Linked DNA regions of Homo sapiens: region 2 is linked to region 1. Evidence: read pairs that join two places in POLR2A ChIA-PET (ENCODE). Cell type or tissue: PC-9. All regions are shown on one strand.

Evidence for each region. ChIA-PET counts read pairs that join two places held together with the same protein. Peaks named below come from ENCODE experiments on the same cell type or tissue, not always from the same donor. Only the 100,000 strongest peaks of a DNase experiment are listed, where the experiment ranks them.
Region 2: POLR2A ChIA-PET joins it to region 1 with 25 read pairs; 4 of 35 experiments call an interaction of 5 or more read pairs at or near these places.

The regions. Positions count from the first base shown.
Region 1 is chr9:130,069,496-130,077,495 of GRCh38, reverse strand. It overlaps GPR107 (G protein-coupled receptor 107), which reads right to left. Exons shown (of 18, transcript NM_020960.5): 2 at 1,747-1,860; 3 at 1,034-1,084; 4 at 118-197. Among named protein-coding and RNA genes, the nearest start is that of GPR107, 20 kb to the right of the region's middle. In PC-9, no CTCF peak of the experiment used is centred here; no DNase peak of the experiment used is centred here.
Region 2 is chr9:129,911,214-129,919,213 of GRCh38, reverse strand. It overlaps FNBP1 (formin binding protein 1), which reads left to right. Exons shown (of 17, transcript NM_015033.3): 11 at 3,234-3,248. Among named protein-coding and RNA genes, the nearest start is that of MIR6855, 46 kb to the right of the region's middle. In PC-9, no CTCF peak of the experiment used is centred here; a DNase peak (open chromatin) is centred at 7,863; H3K27ac peaks cover 1,283 bases.

The sequences.
Region 1 (8,000 bases):
TCCAGCACTCAGCACGGTCTCTGGCACATGGCAGACACCCAAGGAATGTTAGCATACTACTAAATTCTCCCCGACTCTACTCTAGGACTGAACTGAAGGAACTTTAGAATTACTTACTCACTTCTGGAGATGTCTAGGATTAAAAGGGTGACAGAGACAGACTGTTTCTTTAAAATACAGTAATTCACATCTTCATCCTGAGAAAGGAAGAGCCAATTGTACATCATCTTATTCATTCACACTAGAACAAGAACAGAGTTTTCAGGAACATAGCAAATACGTGGCTCAAACTCCATTCAAAATAGTAAACCGGTGGGCGTGGTGGCTCACGCCTGTAATCCCAGCACTTTGGGAGGCCGAGGTGGGTGGATCGTGAGGTCAGGAGATCGAGACCATCCTGGCCAACATGGTGAAACCACGTCTCTACTAAAAATACAAAAATTAGCCAGGTGTGGTGGCGGGCACCTGCAGTCCCAGCTACTCAGGAGGATGAGGCAGAAGAATCACTTGAACGAGGGAGGCGGAGGTTGCAGTGAGCCAAGATCACACCATTGCACTCCAGCCTCGGCAACAAGAGTGAGACTCTGTCTCAAAAAAAAAAACAAAAAACAAAAGTAAACCAACTGTGGGTTCTCAAAAATGCTTGGAAGTCAAAGCAGCCACTACCTCAAGAAATGGCGCTGTGGCCAGGCGTGGTGCTCACGCCTGCAGTCCTAGCACTCTGGGAGGCCACAGTGGGTGGATCCCTTGAGTCCAGGAGTTTGAGACATGGCCAACAAAATGTGAAACCCTGTCTCTACTAAAAATACAAAAATTAGGCAGGCGTGGTGGCACACGCTGGTAGTCCCAGCTACTCAGGGGACTGAGGCGGGAGGATCGCTTAAGCCTGGGAGGTCAAGGTTGCAGTGAGCTATGATTGTGCCACCGTACTCCAAAAAAAAAATGAAAATGGAACTGCAAGAAGTAGGGTGTTCCCGTTCAATGGCCTGGGCTCAGGTGAAGAGATGAATCAGGTCACACATTTAATACTCACCAGGTAAGAAGAAAAGCCATCATTCTTTGTACGGTCTAGGCTAAATCCAATCTAATGGGGAGTAAAAACAGTAGAAGTAAATATCTACACAATTGTCCATACTTTTCTTACTCAAAAAGCAGAAAAAGTGGTACTTCTAACGTGGTCTCCTCTGTTTTCTTAGCATTCATTTTGTAAGAAGGCAAAGTAAAATCACTCAAGCAAAGTCACTAATTACTAGAATTATTACAGAATTACATTTTAAGTGTTAAAAGTGAAATTATTTGATGCCTGATATATAATTTGCTACTCACATGCTTAATTATCTCCATATTCTGGTATTTTATATTTAAGCATTGGGGTTGGAAGGTGACTCTCACCTAAGCTAAAAGAGTAAACCCCTGGGCTGGGCGCAGTGGCTCACACCTGTAATCCCAGCACTTTGGGAGGCCAAGGCGGGTGGATCACGAGGTCAGGAATTCAAGACCAGCCTGGCCAAGTTGGTGAAACCCCGTCTCTACTAAAAATACAAAAATTAGACGGTCATGGTGGTGGGTGCCTGTAATCCCAGCTACTCGGGAGGCTGAGGCAGAGAACTGCTTGAACCCGGGAGGTGGAGGTTGCAGTGAGCTGAGATTGCGCCACCGCACTCCAGCCTGGGTGACAGAGCAAGACTCCATCTCAAAAAAAAAAAAAAAAGAGTAAACCCCTGGATCTCATTAAAAGGTACTTACAGTCACATCCTTGTCTTCAGGCTCATTCAGTGAGAGGCTACTGACATTCACCACCATGTACCCATCCTTGAAGAAGCCAAAGGTGTTCAGATGAACTTTATGCCTCACATCATCCTAAAGAGATTTGTAGTGGTGGAATTAGTCATATGGAAAAGTGCTTTTGATTATTTAACCTATTCATTTGCTTTAAAAAGTATGATATCAGGCTGGGCACGGTGGCTCAAGCCTGTAATCCCACCACTTTGGGAGACTGAGGCGGGTGGATCACCTGAGGTCAGGAGTTTGAGACCACACTGGCCAACATGGCGAAACCCTGTCTCTACTAAAAATACAAAAAGTTAGCCGGGCATGGTGGCGGGCACCTGTAATCCCAGCTACTTGGGAAGCTGAGCCAGCAGAATTGCTTGAACCTGGGAGGTGGAGGTTGCAGTGAGCCGAGATCATGCCACTGCACTCTAGCTTGGGTGACGGAGCAAGACTCTGTCTCAAAAAAAAAAAAAAAAAAAAAGGTAAAAGAAAAGAAGAGAAAAACTATGATATCTTATTTCTTGCTAGCCAGCCAATGTTTCCATATGCTCAGTAACATACACAGCTGTGGTAACATGTCTTTCTCCAAAAGCTGAAGACAACTCATCGGAAATCCAAAAGATATCAACAGTTTCTGCAGAAGGAAGTATTCAATGGATTCAAATTCACTCCAATGCATTGGTATGGGTTCTAGGGGCAAACTCAGTGGTTGGCTGAAATGTGAATTCCAGGGCAGGAGGAACCATGTTATCGTCATCCCCACATCCTTCCTGATAGTACAATGCCTGGCATCTAGTAGGCACTCAAAACATGCTGGGGGGTGGGGAGGAAGAAAAGGAGCGGCTGAAGCTGTTCCAAGAATACACTCATTTATATAAATCCTCTTATCAATTTGTGTGTACCTGGCTCCTCCCATTGGCAGGATAAAGAATGAAGCTAAGCTATAAGTCAATTATTTAAAAAGGTGAATTTTCACCTAAAAGTGATACAGTAGATGATGGGTTTTCAGGGAACAAAGCCTTATGCAAGAGGAATCCCAGGAATAGGAATTAGCGACATGGAGACAGAGTCTTTTGGATACAAGATAATCCTAAGGTTTGGTGAGACTGAATCACATGGGCAGACGCCTACCCCACCTGCTTGATGCTGTCTCAACATCCTGACTCCAATCTCAACTAAGTCAGTACACTGCAGGGCCAACAGAGCAATGGTGTCAGTGAACACTTCTAAAACTGGGCTTCCACAAACACACTTTATGTTGTGTAACAATTTTTATATTGAGATTTGGCTAAATTGCAACACCTTCCGTAAGTCTGCAATTTGATTCTTGGTGTGAAGGGTAACTTTTTATTTCTAGATTTGGGGTTTCCTGGACATCCCGGGTAGTCTAATGGCAAACACCAAAGGCCTGTGAGGACAGGCTGTGGAGCAGATCTTTGGCAGAAACAGCATAAACTAAATCCCCTCCTCTCCCCCACAGAACTACACCACACTGCACTATCACTAGCAGGATTTTCTTTCCTGCCCACTCTTGCATTCATAGCTTTTTGACAGCCCTAGATTATGGGCTGAGAAGCAGAGGGACACAGTTCCAACTCACCTCCCTGCTCAGGCCTAAGGCTATGGTCCCTGTTTCCCCTCAACATCTGTTAAAAACCCAGGACTCGGCCGGGCGTGGTGGCTCACGCCTGTAATCCCAGCACTTTGGGAGGCCGAGGCAGGAGGATCACTTGGGGTCAGGAGTTCGAGACCAGCCTGGCCAAAATGGGAAACCCTGTCTCTACTAAAAATACAAAAAAATTAGCCGGGCATTGTGGCACATGCCTGTAATCCCAGCTACTTGGGAGGCTGAGGCAGGAGAATCACTTGAACCCGGGAAGCAGAGGTTGCAGTGAGCCGAGATCGTGCCATGGCACTCCAGCCTGGGTGACACAGTGAGACTCTGTCTCAAAAACAACAACAACAAACAAACAAAACAAACAAAAAACCCAGGCCTCTGGGCTTCAAGTTTCTGCAACGTCACAGGGAAGCCCTGGCTTCCCTGTTCTTTCCCCAATGGAGTTTCAGCTCCTTCTTCCCTTTTTTGGGCCCCTGGGAATTTCCCTTATTTTCTTAGGAGCTTGGCTATGTGGTGAAAACATGTTTGCTGGATTTCCACTTCCTGGTGGGCTGGAGTGGCTTGCAGCAAACCAACATTCTCACAGAGAACAATTAGAAAAGCCAGATAAGATAACAGAGGTCATCTCCTGGAATCTACAAGAGTGGGTCAATGGTAAAAGCCAGAAAAGCTAAGGCTCCCAGCCTTTCTTGGAATTCTCTGAGAGAATTAAACCCACGGAAAATGTCTTCAGTATCTATTTTCTCAATTCTCTCAAGGACAGTATATGATGACTACCCTCCTAGAGGCACAGGAGACATTAACTCAACTACATAAATGGATGCCTTAGCACATTAGGGCTTCATTCTCTGGCAGAATCCTCAGTGGAGCAGGACTGCAGAGGGAGAGGATGAGGGAAAATGAACACACAATTTCTGCCACATAAAACAACGTATATGAATCACAGCCATATTCATGTAAAACAAACTGGAATGCAGGGGGAAATCATCTGTGGTGACGGAGGTGAAGACAGTGACCACTCTCAGGAGAAAGGGGCTTTCCTGGGACTTGAGGGAAGGTGAGGCTTAGGGTGCTTCTGGAGGGGCTTGGTAATGGTTCTGCCTCATTTCCTGCGGGCTGCATGAGTGTGTCTACGTTCTGGAAATGCGCTGAGTTGTTTGCTTATAATGAGTAATTTTTAGCCATGTATATTACATTTCAATAAAGTTTTAATTTTAAAAGTATGTCTTTTCTAATTGGTCCAGCATGAAGCTGCTTTGCAGCAGAATGGAAACCTGCTAGGCTTTCATTTATACTTAGGCCACCACAATACAGGTTTTCTTGTTGTTTTGTTTTTTTTTTCCAGAAAATGTTTCGATTGCAACCTGATAGCAGTTCCCCCCCCAACATAAATAGTACATTCCTTTTTTTTAAACCTTTGCATCATCATTTCATTTGATGATACAATGCCATGAAAAACAGGTTTTTGAAGACTATTTTAAACAATAAAAACAGCATCGGCTGGGCACGATGGCTCATGGCAGTAATCCCAGCACTTTGGGAGGCCAAAGCAGGCAGATCACCTGAGGTCAAGAGTTCGAGATCAAGGCCGGGCGCGGTGGCTCACACCTGTAATCCCGGCACTTTGGGAGGCCGAGGCAGGCAGATCACAAGGTCAGGAGATTGAGACCATCCTGGCTAACACGGTGAAACCTCATCTGTACTAAAAACACAAAAAATTAGCTGGGCGAGGTGGCACGCGCCTGTAGTCCCAGCTACTCGGGAGGCTGAGGCAGGAGAATGGCGTGAACCCCAGGGGGCGGAGCCTGCAGTGAGCCGAGATCACGCCACTGCACTCCAGCCTGGGCGACAGCGAGACTCCATCTCAAAAAAAAAAAAAAATTAAATAAATAAAAAAATAAATAAATAGAAAGAGTTCAAGATCAGCCTGGCCAACATGGTGAAACCCCATATCTACTAAATACAAAAATTAGCCAGGTGTGGTGGTGTGTGCCTGTAATCCCAGCTACTTGGTAGGCTGAGGCAGAAGTGCTTGAACCGAGGAGGCAGAGGCTGCAGGGAGCCGGGTTGTACCACTGCACTCCAGTCTGGGAAACAGAGCAAGACTGTCTCAAAAATAATAATAATAAGGCTGGATTACGCCTGTAATCCCAGCACTTTGGGAGGCCGCGGCGGACGGATCACCTGAGGTCAGGAGTTTGAGACCAGCCTGGCCAACATGGTGAAACCCCGTCTCTACTAAAAGTACAAAAATAAGCCAGGCTTGCTGGCAGGCATCTGTTAATCCCAGCTACTTGGGAGGCTGAGGCAGGAGAATCGCCTGAACCTGGGAGGCAGAGGTTGCAGTAAGCGGAGATTGCACCATTGCACTCCAGCCTGGGGGACAAGAGCAAGACTTTATCGCAAAAAACAAAACAAAACAAAAATAGTAATAATAATAATAATGATAATAACAACAGCATCACAACTCCCAGTTTTCAGAGTCTTCCAAGAACTAGGTTATGTGCCAAGGGCTTTACCTATGATTTCTGACCCTCGCTCAGCTCAGTGTGGTTAAGAGAAGCAGCCCCACGGTAGCGATGAAGACACCAGTTCAGAGGAGAAATGACTACCTGAGGCCAAGCAGACTATAGCTAATAAAGCTGGGGCTTCAAACTAGATCTGATATGAGAGCCATTTTCACATTATCATTTCCTAACAAGGGAAAGTAATCATGATACAACATTAAATGTAAAAAGCTATATTCAGTAACATTTGATAGAAAAAAAAAGGGTGAGGGGCCAGGCGAGGTGGCTCTCGCCTATAATCCCAACATTTTGGGAGACTGAGGCAGGCAGACTGCTTGAGCCCAGGAGTTTGAAACCACCCTAGGCAACAGAGAAACCCCATCTCTAGCAAAAAAAAAAAAAAAAATTAGCCAGTTGTGGTGGCATCCTAGCTATTCAGGAGGCTGAAGTGGGACGATTGCTTTAGCCCAGGATGTCGAGGCTGCAGTGGGCTGGGACTGCATCACTGCACTCCAGCCTGCGCCACAGAGTGTGACTCTGTCTCAAAAAAAAAAAAAAAAAAGAAAAAAAAAAAGTTAGGACTGGGCCTGGTGACTCTCATCTATAATCCCAACACTTTGGGAGGCTGAGGTGGGAGGGTCACTTGAGGACAGGAGTTCAAGACCAGCCTGGGCAACACAGAAAGACCCCCACCTCTACAAAACATTTTAAAATTTGGCCAGGCGTGGTGGCATGCAACTGTAGCCACAGCTACTGGGGATGCTGAGATGGAGGATCCCCTGAGCCCAGATGTTTGAGGCTACTGTGAGCTATGATTACACCACTGCACTCCAGCCTGGGAGACAAAGCAAGGCTATCTCCAAAAAAAAGAAAAAAAGAAAAAAAAATTGTTACCCACAATCCCACTGGCACTGACTTTTTTATACTTTCGTGAATTTCTTTCAAGTCTTTCATAAATAAGGGCAAATATATATCCTTTCAACTTTTTCTTTTTGGCTAGGCGCGGTGGCTCACGCCTGTAATCCCAGCACTTTGGGGGGTCAAGGCAGGTGGTTCACCTGAGGTCTGGAGTTTGAGGCCCTCCTGGCCAACATGGCGAAACCTCATCTCTACAAAAAATACAAAAAGTAGCCAAGCATGGTGACACATGCCTGTAATCCCAGCTACGTGGGAGGCTGAGGCAGGAGAATAACTTGAACCTGGGAGGCGGAGCTTATAGTGAGCCGAGATCACGCCACCGCACTCTAGCTTGGGCGAAAGAGCGAGACTCTGTCTCAAAATAAATAATAAATAAATAGCCAGGAGTAATAGCAGGTGCCTGTGATGCTAGCTACTCAGGAGGCTAATGCAGAAGGATCACTTGAGCCCCGTATTTTAAGGCCGGCCTGGGCAACATGGTGAAAACCCATCTCTACCAAAAAAAAAAAAAAAAAATTAGCCGGGTGTGGTGGTGCAAGCCTATGGTCCCAGCTACTCAAGAGGCTGAGGTGGGAGGACAGTTTGGGCCCACGAGGCCAAATGAGCCAAGATCATGCCACTGCACTCCAGCCTGGGCAACAGAGCAAGACCCTGTCTCAAAAAAATTTAAAAAAAAAAAAAAAAAAAAAAAAAAAGAGGCCAGGCACGGTGGCTTATGCCTGTAATCTCAGCACGATGGGAGGCCAAGGTGGGCAGATACCCTTAGGTCAGTTTGAGACCAGCCTGGCCAACATGATGAAACCCCATCTCTACTAAAAATACAAAAATTTGCCGGGTGTGGTGGTGCATGCCTGTAGTCCCAGCTACTAGAGAAGCTGAGGCAAGAGAATCGCTTGAACCCGGGAGGCAGAGTTTTCAGTGAGCTGAGATCGTGCCACTGCACTCCAGCATGGGTGACAGAGTGAGACTCTGTCTCAAAAAATAAATAAAATAAAAAGAAAGAAAGTACTGTTGCCAATAATATCTGTAGGACCTTCACCTAACCTGTTCCCCACCTCCATTTTAAGCTATCGTGTCATGTCAAATAAGATATGTATGGAAGTGACTTCGTAAACTATACCTCACTATAAAAGTCATAGAGGCATAGATATCTTGAGACTGAAGAAAGTACAAGCGAGGAGGAT
Region 2 (8,000 bases), 160 kb after region 1:
CATGAAGAGGACGATAGGGAAACCCACGTATGCCTTTGAGGCTAGGGACTATGTTGTAAGTTCACCTGTGATGGCCAGGTCATACAGTCATGGCACAGCCACTAACCCCATTCACAGCACCAAGACTGGGGACCCAGAGGCACTTGTTATGCTTCCACACTACGAAATGAAATTCTTAATTGAGAGAACTGGACACCAGGAAAAAAAAAAAAAAAGAAAAGCCTAATTGTATAAATTCAACCATACGGAACTTTATCCGAAAAGCTTGCATGAATAAAGGAAGCAAACTTTCTAATAACAGTGGTGAGCTGAGCTTGTTTTTTTGTTTTTTTTTTTGTTTTTCTCTTTTCATTCTAGTTCTGGTAAAATCTTTAAAGGGACTGTGACTGCCGTCTGAGATGTCATTGGGTATGACTTTACCGCAGAATTTCACGCATAAAACACAGCTGCAGTGCGTGGTCACGGGAGAGTGACGCTCTTACAGACGGCAGTGTAGCTCAGTCACCCATATCCATGTTTGTAACAAATGGATCCATAAGGGAGTTATGCCCTAAAGCTTGGAGAACAAACAAACAAATCAAGGAAGCGTGAGCGATCTCCTAGCACAGTAAAATGATTTTGCTTCTCTCTATATATATTTATTTTCACTGTCCCCTTTCTTTGTACTTGAGGTTAGTACTGTGACTGTCCAATAACACATGGACTCGCCTGGGCTGTGTTCCCCATGTGTTATTGACGCTTGTGGCTCCCACGGCTCTTTAACTGTCGCCTGAAACTGACAGCTTTTTAATTCTTCAGGTGTCTAGCAATGCACTTAATGAAATCTTCAAAATTATTATTTTAGCCAATGATTTCGCTTTCTAATTTTAAGAGAAATTCTAATTGGCTGGCTTACAACTTCAGACTGAAAACCAGTATATAATGATTAAAAAGAAATTCCACGTACTGTGATGGCACTTCTTGTATTAATAGATCATCCATCACAAATAAAGTCGAATTTGTCTGAGAATTTGGTATTTCCTATTCAATGGGGATTTCTGTTCAATCCTAATGACTCGTTTTTACTATGAAGTGTTAATAATCTTCCTATACAATATTTTGAGGTGAGAACTCTGTCTGTGGAATGCTTAAGAAAGAATATATAACTTTGCGTAAAGAAAGTAGCCGAGTAGAGAGCAAATAGTGTATCTAGTTGAAATGTTAGTTCTTTGAATTAGCAATGTTTAGACAATAATGTGTGAGAAAATATCTGTATATGATAGTGTGCCTTGTAGGAAAGATACTTGGAGTTTTCTGCTGTGCACCATAAGTCTTGTCTGTGCGTACAATGAATTCCAGTTGTGATAAGTAGATCTATGCTCAAGTTCACAGGCGGGCTGGAATCACTGTAGACTGCCCATGTCAGACAGTCAGGAATGTGACTGTATGTACCATTTTCCCCCTGCAAAAGTTTGTCTTTCTGGTTCTTTCCTTTAAAATCTCATGTTTCTATATAGGGACAATTTATTTAAAAGGTTATTTTTTATTTACAAGGAAGTGTCAACTTTGAATCAATCTTAAATTAAGAATTAGTTTTTTAGGCTGTGTGTGGTGGCTCACACCTGTAATCCCAGCACTTTGGAAGGCTGGGGTGGGTGGATCATTTGAGCTCAGGAGTTCGATATCAACCTGGGCAACATGGTGAAACCCCCATCTCTACCAAAAAATACAAAACTTAGCTGGACGTGGTGGCACGTACCTATAGTCCCAGCTACTCAGGAGGCTGAGGTGCGAGGATCATTTGAGCTCTAGAGGTTGAGGCTTCAGTGAGCTGGGATTGTGCCACCATGCAACCTGCCCTGTCTCCAAAAACAAAACCAAAAATCAGCAAATTGATAAGTAAATAAATACTTTAAAAAGAGCAGTCACAGCTGGGCACAGTAGCTCACACCTATAATCCCAGCACTTTGGGAGGCGGGCGGATCACGAGGTCAGGAGTTCAAGACCAGCCTGACCAACAAGGCGAAACCCCGTCTCTACTAAAAATACAAAACATTAGCTGGGCGTGGTGGCAGGCACCTGTAATCCCAGCTACTCAGGAGGCTGAAGCAGGAAAATCGCTTGAACCTGGGAGGCGGAGGTGGCAGTGAGCCGAGATTACGCCACTGCACTCCTGCCTGGGCGATAGTGTGAGACCCTGTCTCAAAAAAAAAAAGAGCAGTCACAGTGGATAATTCTCCAAATAACCCCTGTGGACAGGGCTGAGTTTCATAGAAAGCATCAGCAGACACCCTCCACGGAGCAAGGGGTGGCACACACTTCTCGGGTGGGAGAGAATGTTGGCCTCTAGCCTGGCTGCGAGAGGCATTCTGGGTCCTGCAGGTAGTTTCTTAGAGCAATGCTAGTCAGCCCTTTGTTACCAATTCACCAATTTCAGACTTTGCCTTCATGTCAATGTTTATATTTATTAGAGCTCCTTAAGATTAAAATATTACTTTCCTGTCATGGAAGTAATTGGTGTTCAGACTTGTTTTCGTCTGTATAAAACTTTCCATGGGAAATTTGGAGAACAAAAGGTTGTGTGATTATATTTTTTCTTTTTTTTTTGTTTTTTTTTTGAGATGGAGTTTCACTCTTGTTGCCCAGGCTGGAGTGCAATGCGCGACCTCAGCTCACTGCAACCTCCGTCTCCCAGGTTCAAGCGATTCTCCTGCCTCAGCCTCCTGAATAGCTGGGATTACAGGTGTGCACCACCACACCCGGCTAATACTGTATTTTTAGTAGAGACAGGGTTTCTCCGTGTTGGTCAGGCTGGTCTCGAGCTCCCGACCTCAGGTGATCCACCTGCCTTGGCCTCCCAAAGTGCTGGGATTACAGGTGTGAGCCACTGCACCCGGCCCTGTATTTTTTCTTTTATAGTCATTATGTGTCACTGACTATAAGCTTACTTTAATTTACATCTAGGCTGAGGTGGCCAGTACAGGCCTGTAACAGAAACCCTCCTTTTCTATCTGATCTTTGGCTCTGGCAATGTGGAGCCTAAGAAAAATGTTATTAGGGAGCAGCCCTTCTTGTGAACTTTTGCACAGATCTGCTACAAGTCATTTTTATAAATCAGCGGGTAGACGTGTGTGTTATTTTAATATGGCGGAACTGACCAAGTTCCTCTTCTTCTGATGTGTTGTTGTTTTTTTTTCTCTTTCTCTCTCTCTTTCTCTCTATTTTTCCCATACCTCTCCAATTTTTACATGAAGCTTTCTCTCAAGCTGGTAAGCACAATTGTTCCATGCATGTCCTGAGTCTAATCAGGTTTTCTGGCGTGTCTTTTATGAATGCTATGCCATGCACAACGTATCTTCAAAGTTAACTTGGTTTGTGTTTCTCTTACGTGTGCTTTTGTTGGTGTTTCCTTATTAGACTTCTTGGATACAAAGGTCCAGAATCTAATAGAGGTGATCTTAATCTTTTCAAGTTGCTAAGAAAATTAACATTTAACTCACGACTTGGTGTTATTCCTGGGGCCTTGAGAGGAGGACAAATGTTAAAGTGTCTATATAAATATTAACGTAAAGGCCGGGCGCAGTGGCTCACGCCTGTAATCCTAGCACTTTGGGAGGCCAAGGTGGGTGGATTGCCTGAGCTCAGGAGTTCGAGACCAACCCGGGCAACACGGTGAAACCCCATCTCTACAAAAAACCAAAAAATTAGCCGGGCGTGGCAGCGTGCGCCTGTAGTCCCAGCTACTTGGGAGGCTGAGGCAGAGAACTGCTTGAACCCGGGAGGTGAAGGGTGCAGTGAGCCGAGATTATACCACTGGACTTCCAGCCTGGGTGACAGAGCAAGACTCTGTCTCCAAATATATATATATGAACGTAAATATTAAATCTTGGGGGGTGTCTGTTGGATCATTTTGAATAAAAGTAAATTAATAGTTGAAAAATGTTGCTATTAGAGAACCATAGAAGTAGATGAAAAAATCTGGGAGCCTGGAGGAGCTGTGCAGGAATGATCCCAGCCAGCAGCTGCTACCCAGGTTTGAGGCCACCTGTGGGAATGGAAGACTGTGGAATCTTTATGGTGCGACGTAGATATGTTGGTGCCTTGTGCATAGCTGATTCAAGAGGCCACAAGATGATTTCATGGACAGTGAAAAGAGCCTCCTAAGCCTTTTTAGAATTATTCACTCAGTGTTTTGTGTCGTTTCTACTTAATTGTATATGCCTAGTCAACAGTCAAACTAATCATTAAATTTATTAAAAGTAACTAACATAACCTATAACTATACTTCAAATATGTATAATAGTTTCATAGTCTTCTCAAACTCCACAGCTAAGAATATCCTAAAATAATGGACAGTGATCAACTGTGACAGTTCTACTAGGAGTAAGATCAGCACTATAAGCACACTATTGATAACCTAGGATAGTATTTTATGGTGAGATATATATATATATATATATATATATATATATATATAGACATATGTATGTATATACATAATTTTTTCAACATGACTTAGTATTTGGTAATGGACCCAACCTTAAAGAAAAAGAGTATTTTATTAAATTAAATAAACATTTCTTAGGCTGTGAAATAAAATCCTGAGAAGAGTCTTTGATTAAGGTCTCTACATGAAGGAAAGAGATCTAGATACTTAAATGAACTACAAGTTCATCTGCAGTATGAACTTGGGAGAAACTGGATCTATTGACTAGGAGGCCTTCTCAGCTGCCAGGGTTTCCTTATTTCCCTTTATTCATTGTTTGTCTGGGTGCTAGGAGCAAAAGGTAATATTTTTAGGCAGTCTTTCTGTTTGAAATACAAATTATTTTACCAACTTGGTATTGAATTGTTGCTTTATATCATTACCTTGAAGGCAACAAAGAAGTGAAGCGCTGGCTGGGCACGGTGGTTTGTGCCTGGAATCCCAGTGCTTTGGAAGGCTGAGGCAGGAAGATTGCCTGAGCCCAGGAGCTCAAGGTTGCAGTGAGCTATCATTGCGCCACTGCACTCCAGCTTGGGTGACAGAGTGAGACCATGTCTGAAAAAAAAAAAAAAGACAAAAGAAAAAAGATGTGGGACCAGGTGTGGTGGCTCACGCCTGTAATCTCTGCACTTTGGGAGGTGGGGGCAGGCAGATCATTTGCGCCCAGGAGTTCTAGACCAGCCTGAGCAGCATGGTGAAACCTGACTCTACAAACAAATACAAAAATTAGCCAGGCATGGTGGTCTGTGCCTGTGGTCCCAGCTATACTGGAGGCTGAGGCAGAAGGATTGATTGAGCCCAGGAGGTTGAGGCTGCTCCAGCCTTGGGTGATAGAATGAAACCCTGTCTCAAAAAAAAAAACTATAAAACAAAACAAAAAACCCAAAATCTGAAAAAGTAGTATTACACGGAGCTTGTGCTATTTTGGGGTGGGGGGAAGCTGTCAACAAGCAAGGGTTTGATTTTTTTTTCTTTTAGGAGACAGAGTCTCGCTCTGTCCCCCAGGCTGGAGTGCAGTGGCGCGATCTCGGCTCACTGCAACCTCCACCTCCTGGGTTCAAGCGATTCTCATGCCTCAGCTTCTCGAGTAGCTGGGATTATAGGGGCGCGCCACCACACCCAGCTAATTTTTGTATTTTTAGTAGAGACGGGGTTTCACCATGCTGGCCAGGCTAATCTCGAGCTCCTGACCTCAGGTGATCCGCCCACCTCAGCCCCCCACAGTGCTGGGATTACATGCGTGAGCCACCAGGCCCGGCCAGGTTTGATTTTATTAGTACATAGAACAAGCTTCTCTTACAGAACTCCAGCCACTTAAAACATAGGTACATGTGTATGACCCTCTCTTCCCATACCAACTCCTCCTGTTATGGCCTGTCTTTGTTGTTTTCTTATCTATTTATAAGTTATCAGTACAATGTGTTTTACTGATAGATTTCTTTGCACCTGTTTATACACCTGCACAGAGGCTAAAGCTGTTGTCCAGTGTGGTAGCCACTACCATATGTAGCTATTGAGTTTTTTGTTTTTGTTTTTGTTTTGAGATGGAGTCTCGCTCTGTCACTGAGGATGGAGTGCAGTGGCATGATCCTGGCTCACTGCATCCTCCGCCTCCCGGGTTGAAGCGTTTCTCCTGATTCAGCCTCCCGAGTAGCTGGGATTACAGGCAACTGCCATCATGCCTAGCTAATTTTTGTAGAGACAGGGTTTCACCATGTTGGCCAGGCTGGTCTTGAACTGACCTCAGGTGATCCGCTCACCTCGGCCTCCCAAAGTGCTGGGATTACAGGTGTGAGCCACCACGCCCAACCGCTGTTGAGTTTTAATTAATTAAAATTAAATAAATTTTTAAAAATTCAGTTCCACAATTTCACCAGCCACATTTCAAATGCTTCACAGCCACACATGGCTTCTGTGTTGGAAAGAGCGGCCATAGAACATTGCCATCACTGTAGAAAGTTCTGTTGGACTCACAGCACATAGCAAGGCTCAGCACATATTAACGAGGTGAATGTTGACCACTTGCCAGATTTTGTGACTTTTTTTTTTTTTTTTTTTGAGATGGAGTTTTACTCATGTTGTCCAGGCTGGAGTGCGCAGTAGCGCAATCTCAGCTCACCACAACCTCCACCTCCCGGGTTCAAGCGATTTTCCTGCCTCAGCCTCCTGAGTAGCTGGGATTACAGACGGGCGCCACCACGCCTGGCTAATTTTGTATTTTTAGTAGAGACGGGGTTTTTCCATGTTGGTCAGGCTCGTCTCAAACTCCCGACCTCAGGTGATCCACCCGCCTCGGCCTCCCAAAGTGCCAAGATTACAGGCATGAGCTACCGCGCCTGGCCTAGATTTCCTGATTTCTGAAGCAGTGTATCTTAGCATTGTGTTTTGCTGTATTCCAGCTTTTAAAAAATTCTCAGTTCTGGAAAACATGCTCATTTGATAAAACTCAAACCGTTTTTCCTCTGCTGTTCCACTATGACAATCAACAGAGAAGATTTCTGTGACCAAATATGTGGAGGCTTCCGCTATATATCAAGCAGCAGACACTAGCTGGGTGTCCTTTAATTCAATTCCATTCTGATGCTATCTACCTGGAGATAGTGGCTGATCCTGGGGGTTGAGGGCTCAGTCCTGAAGGACTGCCCCCTCCTTCCCACCAGTCGCAAGTCCAGGCTTCCAGGACTTCTGATGGACTAGCTTCAAGTTGGGGTTCCCCTGACCCTCTCTTTGGGTTCAATTAATTTGCAGGAGCAGCTCACAGAACTCAGGGAAACACTTATATTTACTGGTTTGTTTTTGGGTTTTTTTTTTTTTTTTTGAGACAGAATCTCGCCCGTCGCCCAGGCTGGAGTGTAATGGCGTGATCTTGGCTCACCACAACCTCCGCCTCCCAGGTTCAAGCAATTCTCCTGCCTCAGCCTCTCAAGTAGCTGGAACTACAGGCGGGTGCTACCACACTCGGCTAATTTTTTGTGTCTTTAGTCGAGACAGAGTTTCTCTATGTTGGTCAGGCTGGTTTCGAGCTCCTGACCTTTTGATCTGCCTGCCTCAGCCTCCCAAAGTGCTGGGATTACAGGCGTGAGCCACTGCGCCTGGCCACCACATTTACTGGTTTATTACAAAGGATATTATTAAAAATACAGATGAAGAGATGCTTAGGGCAAGGTGTGGGGGAGGGGGCACAGAGCATCCATGCCCTCCCCGGGCAGCCACTCTCTAAGAATCTCCCCAAAAACCCTGTCCTCTTGGGCCTTTTATGAGACTTCATCAGATAGACATGATTGAAGCATGGACAACCATGTGGAAATGAGATTGGTCAGAAACTGCCTGATCGCATCCTAATAGATCAGGTAGTGACACCCAGCAGGGCCTGTCTGTGCAGATTCTTCTTGGCCTCCCTGTGCAGCCTTCCTTCCTTCAGGGTATGGGGCACGATCCTCATGAAGCCTCTTGAATGAGGATCATATGGCCACAATCAGAATCCTGCCTTGGGCAGGTGAAAGAAGGGCACGTGGAGGTCAGATAGAGAGATTCT